Regions from separate parts of the Mus musculus genome. Here region 2 is linked to region 1. A link is a contact called in ENCODE Hi-C data. All regions are on one chromosome and are shown on one strand. Each heading gives the region's core, a stretch centred on a gene start or an enhancer-like site at or near the end of the contact. The rest is flanking DNA. Distances are from core to core; before and after follow the strand shown. Region 1 overlaps Grb10 (growth factor receptor bound protein 10). Region 2 holds the start of Ikzf1 (IKAROS family zinc finger 1).

Region 1 (6,890 bases), core at 1,494-3,993:
CCACTAAAGAATACCTGGCTTGGTGTAAGAAATAGAAAGAAACTGTCCATTCCAGGGATTAGTACTTCTCTGGTGGGTGAAGGAACAGAGCACAATTATGGGAATATACAGGCAGAAGCAGAACATTGAATGGCCCCGGTTTGGCGATATAAGAGAGAACATTATGGAAACTGAATAGCGGAAGTGACCCATGGTGCATCTAGGCAGTTCAGGTTCCAAGGTCATTAGGAGAGTCAAGGTAGCAGGTTGCTGAAAATAGTGGTGACTGGTATAGTCACTGCTGCAATAAGAGCAGACACCATGTGTAAGAGATGCTGACAAGGAGGGAGGGAGCAGTGGGCTGTGGCCCAAGAGAGAAGTAGTTAGGTGCACACAAGCATTCGGATTGGTAATGAAGTCAAGGACCTGTATATAGATAAAGCAAGGAGGGGAAAGAGGATCTTGATACAGCAAAGGTTCTGAGTAGTCACATATTAACCCTATAGTCAGGTACTAAATGGACAAAAGTGATGAACTGATGAACTGGTAATTAATAATGACCAAAAAACTAAGTATCACAAAGGGAATTGCTGAGGGTCAAAGCAGAGCACTTGCCCAGCTAGGGGTTGCCTAGGTAACAAGGATCTAAGACTCTAGTAGGGCGGGTAGGGGTTACACTTTCAGGTTCTGCTGTCTTCCGAAGGGACATGCCTCTTAAAGGCCTCACCAGATATAGTAGTGGAGCAGCATTTAGTTCACTTATGAAAGGAGGGAACCAGAGGATGGCTAAGGAGAAGACCTCAGTGGGAACAGAAGTTACATTAGAGTTCATAAGTCTGGCACTGACAGGACAGTTCCAGAATCTGTGCCTGACACATCTACATTCAGGGTTAATTAACATATTTAAATTATTTTGTCCCCCAAACAATTATTTTGTTAACAATGAACCATTAAGAATTACCCATGCTTCTACTCAAAAGTAAGCATTTCTATGATGACAGATCATTTTGGAAGCAACACAGGGTGAAACGCAAAGTTCACTATACTAAAGAGTGTGTGTGTGTGTGAGAGAGAGAGAGAGAGGTCCATTCACTGACTAAAAGAACCAAGTTTTGCTCCATGCAGAGCTACTTCCTAAGCGTTTAGACAGAAAAGAGCCTTGTAAGACACCGAGCCCTCCCTATTTCTACTGCTCTATTCCTAGAGAAACCCACTGGCAACACAGTTCCTGGTCCGACAGCGCTCCCAGCCTCTGAGAAAATGAAATGGCTTGGTTCGTGCTGGCAGATTATCATTCATGGCTATTTTTCCCTGGGCTTGCTGTAGTCTTTGGCTGTGCCGACCCCTGGTGGCAGTCCCTGGTGTCTCCTGTCCTATTTCTTTTTTGGGGAACAGGTAAATTCCTGGGTTGGTTCTCTGTAGTAAAGCCAAAGCCAAAGCAATTCTGATACTATTCAAATATTATTCATATAAAGCAGGTAGATTCTAGAAGAGACAACACGTTCAGATTGCTGTCCTCTCCTCTGGAGTGGGTAATTTCTTCATCTGAATATACTGTACTGGGTGGTCTTTGAAAGGATACCAGGCTAATCTGAGAACATCCAATTACCAGGTTACGGTCTTCACTAATCAAATATAGCTGCTATGCTCAGATCCTCCAAATCTTTAAGCTTTTCAGAGCTGTCAAAATGAAAGTAAAGCCTCAAAGTTCTACAATGGTTTACTCAAAAACCAACTTTAATATGTCCTATGAGGACAATTACTAAGTTATATGTTCGGATTTTTTTTTTTTTTACAATTACTGATAAGACTTTACTTGAAGTTCCTAAAATTCAAATGTAGACTAAAAATGAAATCTTCTAAATTATGTTTAAACAGCTGATTCTTAAGGGTCTACACTAATTTTATTTTTTAAGTACTGGAGTTAGATATAATAAAATTATATTAGATTTTTTTTTAGAAAATTATAATATTTACTTATGGCAAGGCATGAATCACAGCAGTTGGGTGCTGGATAGAGGACAACGTCTAGGTTGATTTTCTCCTTCTAATTACAATGTGGGTCTGGGATTAAACTCAGGTTGTCAAGCTTGGAGGTGTCTTTCCCCGCTGACCTATCTTACCAGCCTCACTTTCAGTTCTTGTAAATGTTCTACAAGCTTATATTTTTCTCAGTGAGGACCTTGTGTGTCTTTTCTACCCGTGTGGCTAACTGCTAAACTGTTTTGTACTCCCGTGAACCTGAGCAGAGCTATCATAAACCATTTGGAAAAGGCTTTCTTCCAGTGAACAGAAGTGGAAGAAGGAGACAGACTGATATGCTCTGATGAAACAAGTTCCACAAGGGTACCTCTTCAGAAAGAATGCTAGGAAAGAAAAGAAAAATGGCTTCATAAAGGCAATTTCACCTCCAATGAATTTGTAAGAATGTGTTTCCTGAACAAACATGGCTGCCAAATAAAACTCTTAGTAGCTGTCTCCCTTCCATAAAGAGCCAAGTTGCAACTGGGCATGGACTTTGCCCCAAATATTTGAGGTCATCTGATCTAAAATTCACATCTCTTCTTGCTTCACTGTCATTAACAAACTCAAGGCTAGTTCTGTTTGGAAATATTGGAAATACATATAAATTTAGTTAAATAAATTCTTATTTGGCTCATAAGCCATGACTGGCAAATATCTCCCCCAAGTCAAGTGAGGTGTGCTGATCTGGAAAGGGTACGGAGAGGGGAGAGGTACAAGCAGAGGAGGCTCTCCCCGCCCGGGCATGCGGGCGTGCGTACCTTAGTACCTTAGCAAATAACACACTTCTTGGTTCATAGCACCATCTAGTGTCTTTTCTACGTGAACTGGAGCTTAACGGTGGTTCTGGGTTTTCTTCGCTACATTATTTTGTCTTAAAGACATTTGCATTATGCATGTGATGTATCCATTGTGGTGGCCCAATCTTCACAGTAAGCCCCCCTCCACGCCCCCCAGGAACACTCACCACCTTCCTTGTTTGCCCTGGCTGTACATCTCTTGGGAAATGAAGAGCTATAGGCAAGCTTGTGTGTCTATGTGACTTAATGACAGGGAAGGAAGAATTAAAAAGCATGTCTACCTGAGAAATTTCTGGTACTTAATTTTGGACCATGTTTTTGCTGCCGTTTTCCTGGACTTGAGTCAGATACAGACACACAGCACGTATTTGGTCTTTCTGATTAAGTGTGTGACCAGAATTGGTGACAGCACTTTGTTAACTGAACATGTTACCTTTTGTCATCCTAATAAGAGGATCTTCTTCTTTAAGCACCTTCTGTTTTTGTAAAGTCTTTTAAAAACTCAGTTACAAATCAGTATATATGCTACTTTGTTTGTTTTCTGATTGGTCATTTTGTGGCAATTGGTAAAAAGGCTTAAAGACAGAAATGATTATCAACACTCTTTTAAAGTACACTTGAAGCTAAAAACAATGACCTAGGGAACAATACTTCACTATAAAAAACAGTTGTTGGTATTGAACAACTGTCATTGTTCACACTCCAATCTGAGGGGGCAGAAATCAATCAATTAAACATGTGAGAAATGTTACAAAGGGAAGCACTAATTCACTAATATTTTATTATTAAGCATATTTAATAACTAAGTGAAAGATGTTAAAAAAATAAATGAAGGTACTATTAGTTTCCTTTAAGATTTCATATGTCCATGGATTCAAGTAACCACAGAGCAAAAACATTTGGGGGAAAAATCTATACACGTACATTAAATATCTGCAGATGATTTTTGCCATCCTTCTAAAGCAATGCAGTATAGCCTATAGCCTATAGTTCTATAGAATTAGGTGTTATAAATAATCAAGTAGTAACATATATAAAGTGTTCCTATTTTATAAGCAAACCCAACACCATTTTGTACTTGAAACACAAGCATCTATAGCTTTTAGGGATCTTGAAATATATGTGTACAAATGAAAAAGACTACACATATCTAGAAAGAAAGAGAAGGGAGGGTTTGAGGTGGCCAGAGTCTAGGGGGAGAGGATAAGGGCTGGCATTTATGGGTTTAGAGTTGCACCTGGAGAAGAGTTCTGTGGCTAGACCTGGGTAATGGCTACACACCAATATGACTACTTTTGCTTTGTTTTTTTGAGACATGCTCTGGCTATCTATTTCAGTTTCCAAGTCTTTGGAATATAGGCATGTACAACCACACATGGCTCTAACAGTTCCTACATTAAAAAAAAAACAATAAAAAAGCAATTTTAAACTTAAGACTTTAAGATACCTTCAAACATGGGCAATTAAGGTCCCAGTCTTATTGCTTTATTTAGGCAGGCCTCTGCTAGAATTAAGCAATGTTCCATGCTCAGACTTCAAAGACAGAACCCTGCTCTAGCCTTATGTTACCTTCCTCTCTCAGAGCTGCTCACTCACCACCCAGGGCCCACTTGTTCTGGGTTCTTGATCCTAGCCCCTGTGCACTTGATCCTTGTGTGGAGCAAAACCCTAAGAGTCTCTTTATCCCCAATTTAGAGCCACTTCCCTATTTTTTTTCTCAACTTGCCCAGCATTCCCCTCTCAAACATGCCTCATCTGAGGAGATTGAGGCAAGACAGGCATGGATGTTGCTCATGATGGCTATCATAGGTCTGGACTCATGCAAGTCAGACTTCAGAATGGCCTCAGGTGAACAGTGCTGATACCAGTGCAGCCAGGGAGAAATGTCACAGGGAATCCTTGAGAAAATCAATTTAAGGTAATGAAGGAAATCCTCAAGTTAGGAGACAAAACAAGAACAGGAAAAACCCTGAGGCAAAGGAGTCTTAGCCTCTCCAGGTACTGAGAGCACTGGCTTGCTACAGGGGCACAGAAATGCTGTCTGTTTCTTAAGTGAGTTACAGTTAGCATGGGATCCTCTTCCTCAGAAAAACGAATCTTCAGTATAAAAGTAATGCTTGGTCACTACTCAGGATAGTGGCAGGAAGTGGTTGTTTAAATCACCCACCTTCTAACAACAACAACAACAACAACAACAACAACAACAACAAAACAGTAACAAAATGATTAATTGATTTGTACTTTGATTCCTATGAGATTTATTTTTAAAACTATGTTTTAGGGATCTGTAAATAATTCCATTTAAAATAAATAAGGAAAGCTACTTATTTTACTCAATGATTCCATTCATTAAAGCTAAAGAACTGGCACCCAGTGTTCAATAAGTGTCCCATAGGAAAGTGTCCTTCCTTGGATTTTATAGTATCCTCTCACAGTGCTCAAGGAAGCACCTGGACATTACTAAGTCTCTTTCCAGTTCTTTAAGGTGACTTGGATTCTGCACCAAAGACCCATACAACACAGAAAAGGAATTTTCCACTACCAAAATGTTTCACCCTGCCAAATGAGAACCAAAGACCTGAGCTGCAAACTACATTTCAAAAGCACAGATACAGCCATGCAATTTCTATTTTTACTTTTAGAAGATATCTTGTATGTATGCACAATCTACAAAATAAAATTCCAAAAAGACAGCGATAAACTGTGTCTTTCAAGTCCTCCTTAGCAATTTAAACTGTTTCTTTTCAACCTTCTCATTTCAATTTCTACTTTTTCTATTACATCATAAATCAGGCAGAAGCCTGGGTACAAGAAACCATATAAATAACTTGTCACTTTAGAGGTTTCCATTTTCCATCAACCCTAAAAATATTAGTTTAAGAACACTGAACTGGAAAAGGAAACTCAAGGTTATGGCCCAAAAGTCTGTCACTCATGGGTATTGAGCTCTCAAAGAGTCAATGTTTTAAAACCAAACGAGACACTAAGGAATATTTATCATCATATTAAATAGAAACACTGTACACTTAAGAACTTAACTCCATAAATTCAAAATCTATTCACCTACCCAATGCTGCCTCATTCAACACATATTTAAGTGAGTACAAACTACCTATCCAACCTCTTTTAGGTACTGAGATACAGATGTTAAAATAGACAAGCTCCATGTCTCTATACTATTCATGAAGCATTTCGTATTTTTAAATGCCTACCACAAAGATTAATTATTTGAGAAGAACGTTTATCCTGACTTGAACATTATACAATGTATGCATGCACTAAAACATCACATGGTACCTATCAATATGTGTAATGCTTATGTCAGTAAAAAAAAAAAAATCCAAACATAACGAAGACTTACTCAACAAGCATTGGAAAAGAGTTATGGTGTTAAATATAAAGTAGCAGGGAAGGATATGAAATCCCTTTTTTTTTTTAAACAACTTTTGGAAAAGTAATTCCATCTATGAAGTTAAAACCTGCTCTAGGTTAAGTGGCACCTATCAGGGAGTAGTATGTCCTGTAGGAATGTGAGCATGGACTCCCAACTGAAAGGGGTCGGCTCAAGAAGGGATGTTTTTTGGCTTCAGCTTAGGGGGAAGTGGGAAGGTACAGCAGGGTTGTATCCTCAGATGAAGGAATTCTTGGCAGAGTGAAGTTCTTGGTCTATAAACACACTCCAGAGGCCAGCACTCCTCCCAGCATGGGTCTGCTCAGTGCTTAAGAGAGAGAAGTTGACGCCACCTCTGTTTACAGGCAAGGCAGTCGTAGAAAGGGCACTCGGCTCTCAGAAGAGTCTCAGTGTTAAGGCATCAGAGGCTGAAAGCCATCCCAGGAAAGCCCAGAACCAAAAAACCCAGGAGACAAAAGCTGGCTTCTAGAACAGACTAGACTGCAGCATCACCAGCAAAGCAGGTTCAGACCAGGGCTGTGTAGACTAGAACACCCAGAGCCACCTCCTAATATGCCCAAAGTGCAGGATCACTTGGGGTTCATGTTTACAACATGCTCTTGGAATGCACTGGGAGGTATGAATCCCACTCTCTAAGGCTTAGCTAAGGGAATACTAGAACGGAGTTCCTGCTAAGG
Region 2 (6,890 bases), core at 1,559-4,058, 290 kb before region 1:
AACAGTGGCACAGCGAACATGGCAGCACACCTGTGATCCTGAGAGAGAGGTGGAGGCAGGAGGGTGAGGAACTCGGTGCCACCTTCTGTTACATAATGATTTGAGGCTAACCTGGGATATATGCAACCTGTCTGGAAGGAAGGACAGATGGACACAACTTTTAAAATGAAAGAGCTTACCCTATTTCATCAAGTTTCACCAAAGTATCAACACCCCTGTGGAGGAGGTTCACCGAAGATATGAGCCTGAAGCTGACAAAGGTTAGATGACCTCAGAAAACGTGCTAGCTGAATCACAGTATCTCAGACACCCTTTTACTCTGTAAAATTCACTCTCCCTCAGAGTGTCTTCCAGCCCTTTCCAGAACAGAGTCCCCAGCTGAATCCTTACAGTACAAAGCTCTGAACAAGGAGCCTGGGGTTAATTCCACAGGTGGTGTGGATTCTTTTGACAAAAACCTTGCAAACTAAAGAACTGGTAATTCAGTGATTACTCCTGAACACATTAAGCACTAATACCCTTAACATTTTGAAATTGGCAATATATGTTATTAATTCGTAAACAAAGTGACCGGCATTAAAATTATCATTTTTTTTAAACTCTAAAGGCATCAATGTTTTAAGTGACCTCTGAACTCTTGGTATCCATCCGGAGACCCCCAAATAACAACCAGTTACTTTAGCTCCACCTGCATGTGGGGAAGTGAGAGAAGTGGACCCTAACACCTAACTCTGCAGTATGGCCCCCACCACAGGTTAATGGGCTGAATAACAAGTAATATTCACTGATATGTCTGCTCTTCCAGCATTACAGCAGCATCTTCCACATAGATCCTTTTTAACTCTCAAAAGATCCCCTGGGGGAGAATTTATTATTACCCTCAAGTTATGATGAGGAAACAGGCCTGGAAGATGCAAGGCCTAAGATGATATCAGAAAGCCCAGGGTATCTGGACCTGTAGACTTAGAAGAACACACCTTGCAGGGATGACCACGTCTGACTCCATTCCCTAGGACTAGGCAAGCATTTCAAGGGATGTCTGATGTCTAAGGGTGCTTGAGCATCTAAGAACTGGAGATGTCCAAGATCCCTTCCTTACCACCAGTCTAGCCTCGATCACCTTGCACCTTGCAGTTTATGGTTACAGCCTCAGCAAATCCTCTACAGGCAACTCCTAGACACAAGGAAGACAGCCAGAGTTTGGAACACACAAAAAAGATCACAAAGGAAAAGGGAGAGCTTGAAGTAAGACCAGAGGGCAGTTTACAAGTCTGGCCTCCCTGGGCTTGACCCATAAGTTGACTTGGCTTAGGATCTCTGTACCGTGGCACATCTCCAAAAACAAACTGGTAGATGTTGCCTAAACCGTCCAAGAAAACTTTATGTGTTGAAAGGCCTTCTCTCAAGAATAGTAGAGGCCAAGCATGTCATCGAGGTGCATGGGTCCTGTTATGGCAGCCAGGCCACAACTATCTGGACAGCTGTGTCCCCGACCACGCTCAGCTGCCCTGGAGTCACATTTTCTGCCTGTCCCTGTGGCTCACTCCTCCTGCCACCTGGGAAGCCTGTGTCTTCCTTTCCACCAGCACAACCTATCCCTTTGAGGCCCAGAGCCTTCCTCCCAAACACTATAGCTGCCTGCACTCCTCTCAAGGGTACTCCAGAGTTTTATTTTGTGCCTTTCTAAGTGGTTTTGAAAAGTGGTGAGGCAAGGCCACCGCCACCCCCACCCTACCCAGGCAGGGACACCAGGCAGTGTGTATGGAATTAAAGATTCTCCCTCTGTGCTCAGGGTTAACGCCTGTCTGGCCCCCTTCGGGTGTGGCCCAGCTAATCAGAAAGACGATGGGCTCTTTGTAGAGTGTGAGCACCATCAGAGGCTGCAGTCCTGTCTCTACGCAGGCACTCCGTGCCTGACACGCCAGGGAGAGGTCTGCGGCGCCGTGGAGCATGGTGTAGGATTGCCTTGCTCCCACCTCTGTCCATAGACCCCTTCCACGCTGGCGTGTGCACACAGGCCGGGATGGAAGGCGCCATCCTAACTTCTTCTGTGAGCAGGTGGGAGGGAAGAGACGCGAGAGGTATTCCATTGGTTGTCTGGGAAAATGAACTGCACCTTCTCCTCACTCGCACAGGATCAACTTTTCCCACCCCCTAGGGTGGGCATCAGTACCTTGGGGTCTGAGCCCGAACGTGGGAGCCCACGGGTCCCAGTTTCAGGGACTCGGCTGTGCGCTTGCAGCGGTTGCTCTTAGACACCGGGGAAAGTGCCTTACAGTGTCCCGTGTTCCCCGACTGGGCGAGTGAGCCTGTGTCCCGACCGCCCGGCTGTCCCGGCTGTCCCGCGCGTGGCGCTGCGGCAGGGAGGCCCCTCCCCCTCCCCGCCGGCCCCGCACGTGCCGCACCCCTGCGGGTCGAGCGCGGGTCCCGCAGTGGCGCGGTTGAGCCGGACCGGCCCGCGGGCAAAGCGCGGGCCGCCGCATCCCGCGCGGGGCAGCGGCGTGATGCTGCGCTGGAATGAGGAAGCTTGGCGCCAAGGGGAGGGCCCGGGCGCGCTGCGCGCGGGGGTGGCGGCGGCGCGCCGAGCGGGCCCGGCGCGGGCGAGCGGGCTGCAGCCGCCGGCGGCGCCAGCAGGTACGGCCGGTGCCCGCCGCCGCCCGGCTACCCTCGGCGGCCGGGCCCGAGCCCCGTGCGGCTGCAAACTTTGTGTGCGCGGCCCGGCGGGTCGCGGAGTTGCCGTCTGAAGGCGGGACCCGAGGGCGGGCGCGGGACGGGAGGGTGCCTCCCTCTGACCCGCTCAGTGTCCCCGTCAGGGTCCCGAAGCCGCGTGCCGTGCGCGCAGGCCGGGTGGGCTGTGGGACAAGCCGAGCGGGAGGCGAGTCGCAAGCGCCAACCCAAAGTTTGCACGGTGCGGGGCGAGGGGCGCGCGCTCCGGGCTGCCGCAGGTGGCGGCGCGGTGAGCCCGGGCCAGGTGCCCCGGCAGCGGGGCGGCGCTGTCGTGCGGGACAGCCGGGCTGCCAGGGGCTCGGAGCCGGGTCGGAGCCCGCGGGGGGCGGGGAGTGTGGCGAGAAATGGGGAACAATGCGAGTGAGCAACTTGAGGAAGTCATTGTGAAAGAAAGCTGGGAATTGCTCCGCAGCCAACTTAGCAGGGCACTCTAACAAGTGCCTGCGCGGCCGCGCCCGGGCCGGGGACAGGGGCAGCCCGGCGCAGTACAGCCCATCCCGGGACGCTCGGCCGCGGCTGCCGGAGACCCGGTAGGTCCCGCGGGGTGCAGGAGCCCCCAGATCCCCGGCTGCTCTTCGCGCCCCAGGATCATTCTTGGCCCCCAAAGCGCGGCGCACAAATCCACGTGAGTGTTTTCGAATTAAATTTCAGTAGAAAAACTTGGGATAACTGGTGGATTTTTGTTTTTGTTTTTTTCAATTAGGAATAGGAAAGAAAGGAAAGTCATTCGAAATCCATAGTGTCCGTGTCGCTCACGTCTATCTTTTTCTTTCTGAGGACTGTGAGAGCGTTGACTTAGGTCAAAGCCTCTGCCTTTTTAGGCTGGGGCTGCAGGTGCAGACCAGGCCAGTTGAGGCACTTCTGAGTAGCCCGGGGTCCCACGAAGAGAATGTCCTGCTTTTATGTTTAGGTTTATATCGACATATCTATCGAGATTACGGAAGCCAGCGTTTTCAAACTCATGAGTAAAGACTTTCCTTATTTTCGATGCGAGAGCTATTTGCTTTACTGATAAGATCCTGTCTGAGTTTGCTTTGTGCAAAACAAAAATGATCTGAGTATTGAAACACATACTTTTTCTCATCGCACTGTCTGATCACAGGTCATGAGACTATCGCAAGGAGACCCTGTTATCAAATAGGCATCAGGACGCTTGCACATTATTTGAAATGTGCTTTTTAAAATTGCTAAGCATCACTGGTGATTCCCAAGGTATCTTATGAGCCTTCGATTTCCTTCTAATTTGGAAGTGCAGGATATGGCATCTGGTGACCCAAAGGGGCATCAATTCAAAAGGTCTGAGCCAGAAATATTTTCTGTTTTCTTTCGGGCAGGAGCCCACCCAGATTGAATTTTAATGTGCTATTTTGCTCAAGTAACCCACACGTAATTTCTCTCCCTGCTGCAGACAACCTATTTCATCTTTGAGCTGCCTTGTTTTAAACTTACAGAACCAAACTGGTGTTAGGGAAATAGCCCTTTACTGGTCCAACCTACCTGTAGAAGAATTTTTTTTTTTAATGTCGAAAACGTATAATATATGTATGTATATATATATATATATATATATATATATATATATAAAATATTTTTTCATAGACATTGAAATGCTTTTAAGAATTGGTTCGTTTGGGGTTCTGAATTGAGAGGGGGGTGAAGTCAGTAAGAAAATCCCAGAGCCTGCTTCAGTTTCTTTGTTTGAAGATATTTGTTCTATGAGATTGAACTCATTCTTTTTTATGGAATTTTCAAAGTAACAATTAAAACATTATTCATAATATGTTAGTAGGTGTCCAAATTGTTTCAGTGACAAATCAGATTCCTTGGTATATGACTCAAAATTTAAACGGGGACAGATATCCGTGACAAAGATTCATCTGCTTACTCGGATCAGCACCCTAAGGTACACAGAACATGTTGAGGACATAATGTAGCCACATCCATGTAAATGACAGTGGGGCACTTCACTGATGATGCAATTCTTTTGATAAAACATGAATAATTTCAACTTTCCCCACAAGCATACATGGCTGTTCCTTTTTTATCGTAGAATAAAATATTTTTCCCGGACAGACGATGCACTAGAGCTGATGGCCAAAATGTTTCGAGTCTGGTGGCTTTCGGTGTTTTGTTCATGGTGACTGTTGAAACCTAGAGTTAAGAAATTCCAAAGAACTTGTTTGTTTAATTCATTGGTGGTTTAACTGAAGGGCCAAACCCCAAATTTCTCCACAAGTGTAGAAGCCATAACAACAGTGCTAGCCCACCATGGTGGCCTCACAAGCAGACAGAGGCTGCTAATAAAAGTGTGGATGACTGTGATGTTTGACTCTTTTGAGAAGTTTGTGTACCATCTCCTAAAGCGAAAGCAAATGGTGGTTGTTCTTATAGCATCACCATTGCCGAAAAATTAAGATCACAGTTAATTTATTGCCCCAAAGATTTAAAACCCAGCAAAGCCATAGGCCCCTGGTATTCTCTTGACTTCACTAGAGACTGGGTGTAAGAATGATGTTTCTTTAGTTTGAGGGAGTTTTTTTCCTTGATTTGAATTCTGTGTTTCATATTTAGTGAATATAATAGCACATTGTTCAGAAGAATGTCAGAACTTCTGAAATCCGACAGGCTCATAGATAGATAGATAGATAGATAGATAGATAGATAGATACGTAGATAGATAGATAGATCCAGATTATTTATATTAATTTGTATAGGCAATAAATTACATGTGTACATATGTGCACACGCCTGCTTGCACATACACAGATCACACACATTGTGTGCTGTAAGAGAGGTTTGAAAGCAGCAACGAGAGAGGTTTTAGCATTAAATACACCTAAGATGGGGGACTAATTTCCTTCATCTTATTTACTTTTTACTTTTTTAAAAATATAAAATAAAATGGCTTCTCTGTAATGGCATATTGGGGCATAGATAATGTTAGTTTTATAATATCATATAGTTTTGAGTAGTTACCAAATTTTGCACACTCATGTATTGACACTGCAGTTAGCCAAGATTCATCAATGTTAGCGGGAAGAGCATTATGTCCCCTGAAATATTTGACATTTCAAAACAGTCTGTCTATAAAATAAGTGGTACTTGCCCTGTTCTAAGGAAAATGGGATGTGATTTCAGCCTCCAAAGGCACACCAAGAGCCTCTGAGTTCTTGGGAAACCATTAGCTGCCGATGCCTGTTTTTAAGACAGACAAATATCTTGGGACACTGTGGTTCCTGTTTTTAGCTGTAGCTCCTTCCCTGCCTAGAAACCTGTGAACAGGGCTGCTTTCTCTCTTGGAGCTTTGTGAGCTTACTTCATGTCCTAGGCCTGCTACGTGATTCTTACATTTCACAGGAAAACACACGACATGTGACCACAAGTGATCCCTCCCGGGGATACAGGGAGAGAAACAGAAATCATTTCACATCTTGACAGAGAGCTTGGTTTTTGCCTTTAGCGGGGGTGTACTTTTTAAAACAAAAAAAAAATCTAGGTTTTAGGATGGATTGCAGTGGTGCTGATGAAATGTTCACACTGGCTCTTCATATAAACCACAGCTTCCTCACATTCCTGTTAATTAATAAATGACTTTAAACCTCAGAGTACTTTGTCCCATTGCTGGAATATATGCTTCTGTTCTTAGAATTTCAGTGCTCTTTCTTCAGTAGTGTTTGTTTGATATAGCCCCTAGCAGCTGGATGATACTATAATAATTATTTTAAGACATTTGTAAGCATATTTACACACAGTACTACTACATGTTATAAGTGAACTATATCAGCCAACAAAAATATGATTTGCAAAATATTTCTAAAGGGAGAAATGGGTATCTGCCCTGCTTTGAGGGATATCTTTCTATTTCTTCATGGGAAAGTCTCAAAGGGACACAGCTAGCTGAGGCACAGTCTAAAGACAACTGGCAAATTATTTCACTGACATTTCCCATTTTCATGTTAGACTGTAATAAATAAATGGATGCCAAGGTATCTTCAGCCAATCAGCTGGTGATAAATGTTTTGATTTTTGATTTTGTTTTTTTAAGTAAAAAAAAAAAAAAAAAAAGGAGGTGTGAAAAAGCCAAGTCTCAGGCATGGAGGCTGTTGGTCTTCTTTGTAGGCCTAGCAGGGCTGGTTGTCTCCCAAGACCATGTCCTGCCAGGG

Evidence for each region. Hi-C counts contacts between places; a loop is a spot of excess contacts on that map.
Region 2: a loop to region 1 is called in a map of gastrocnemius, with 8 times the contacts of the local background. The contact joins the promoter of Ikzf1 here to the enhancer-like site in region 1. A Hi-C loop is called at or near these places in 2 of 37 maps with a recorded cell type or tissue (gastrocnemius and v-Abl transformed pro-B cells).

What each region holds. Positions count from the first base shown.
Region 1 is chr11:11,972,288-11,979,177 of GRCm38, forward strand. The region is part of intron 2 of Grb10 (growth factor receptor bound protein 10); the gene reads right to left. Among named protein-coding and RNA genes, the nearest start is that of Grb10, 62 kb to the right of the region's middle. Within about 2 kb of position 2,744, at least 1 of the 3 ENCODE cell types and tissues checked has a DNase peak (open chromatin) inside an H3K27ac peak, as active enhancers do; it is gastrocnemius, where a contact is called at or near this core.
Region 2 is chr11:11,683,117-11,690,006 of GRCm38, forward strand. It overlaps Ikzf1 (IKAROS family zinc finger 1), which reads left to right and starts at 2,809. Exons shown (of 8, transcript NM_001025597.2): 1 at 2,809-3,352. It overlaps Gm11999 (predicted gene 11999), which reads right to left and starts at 2,519. Exons shown (of 4, transcript NR_166812.1): 1 at 2,174-2,519.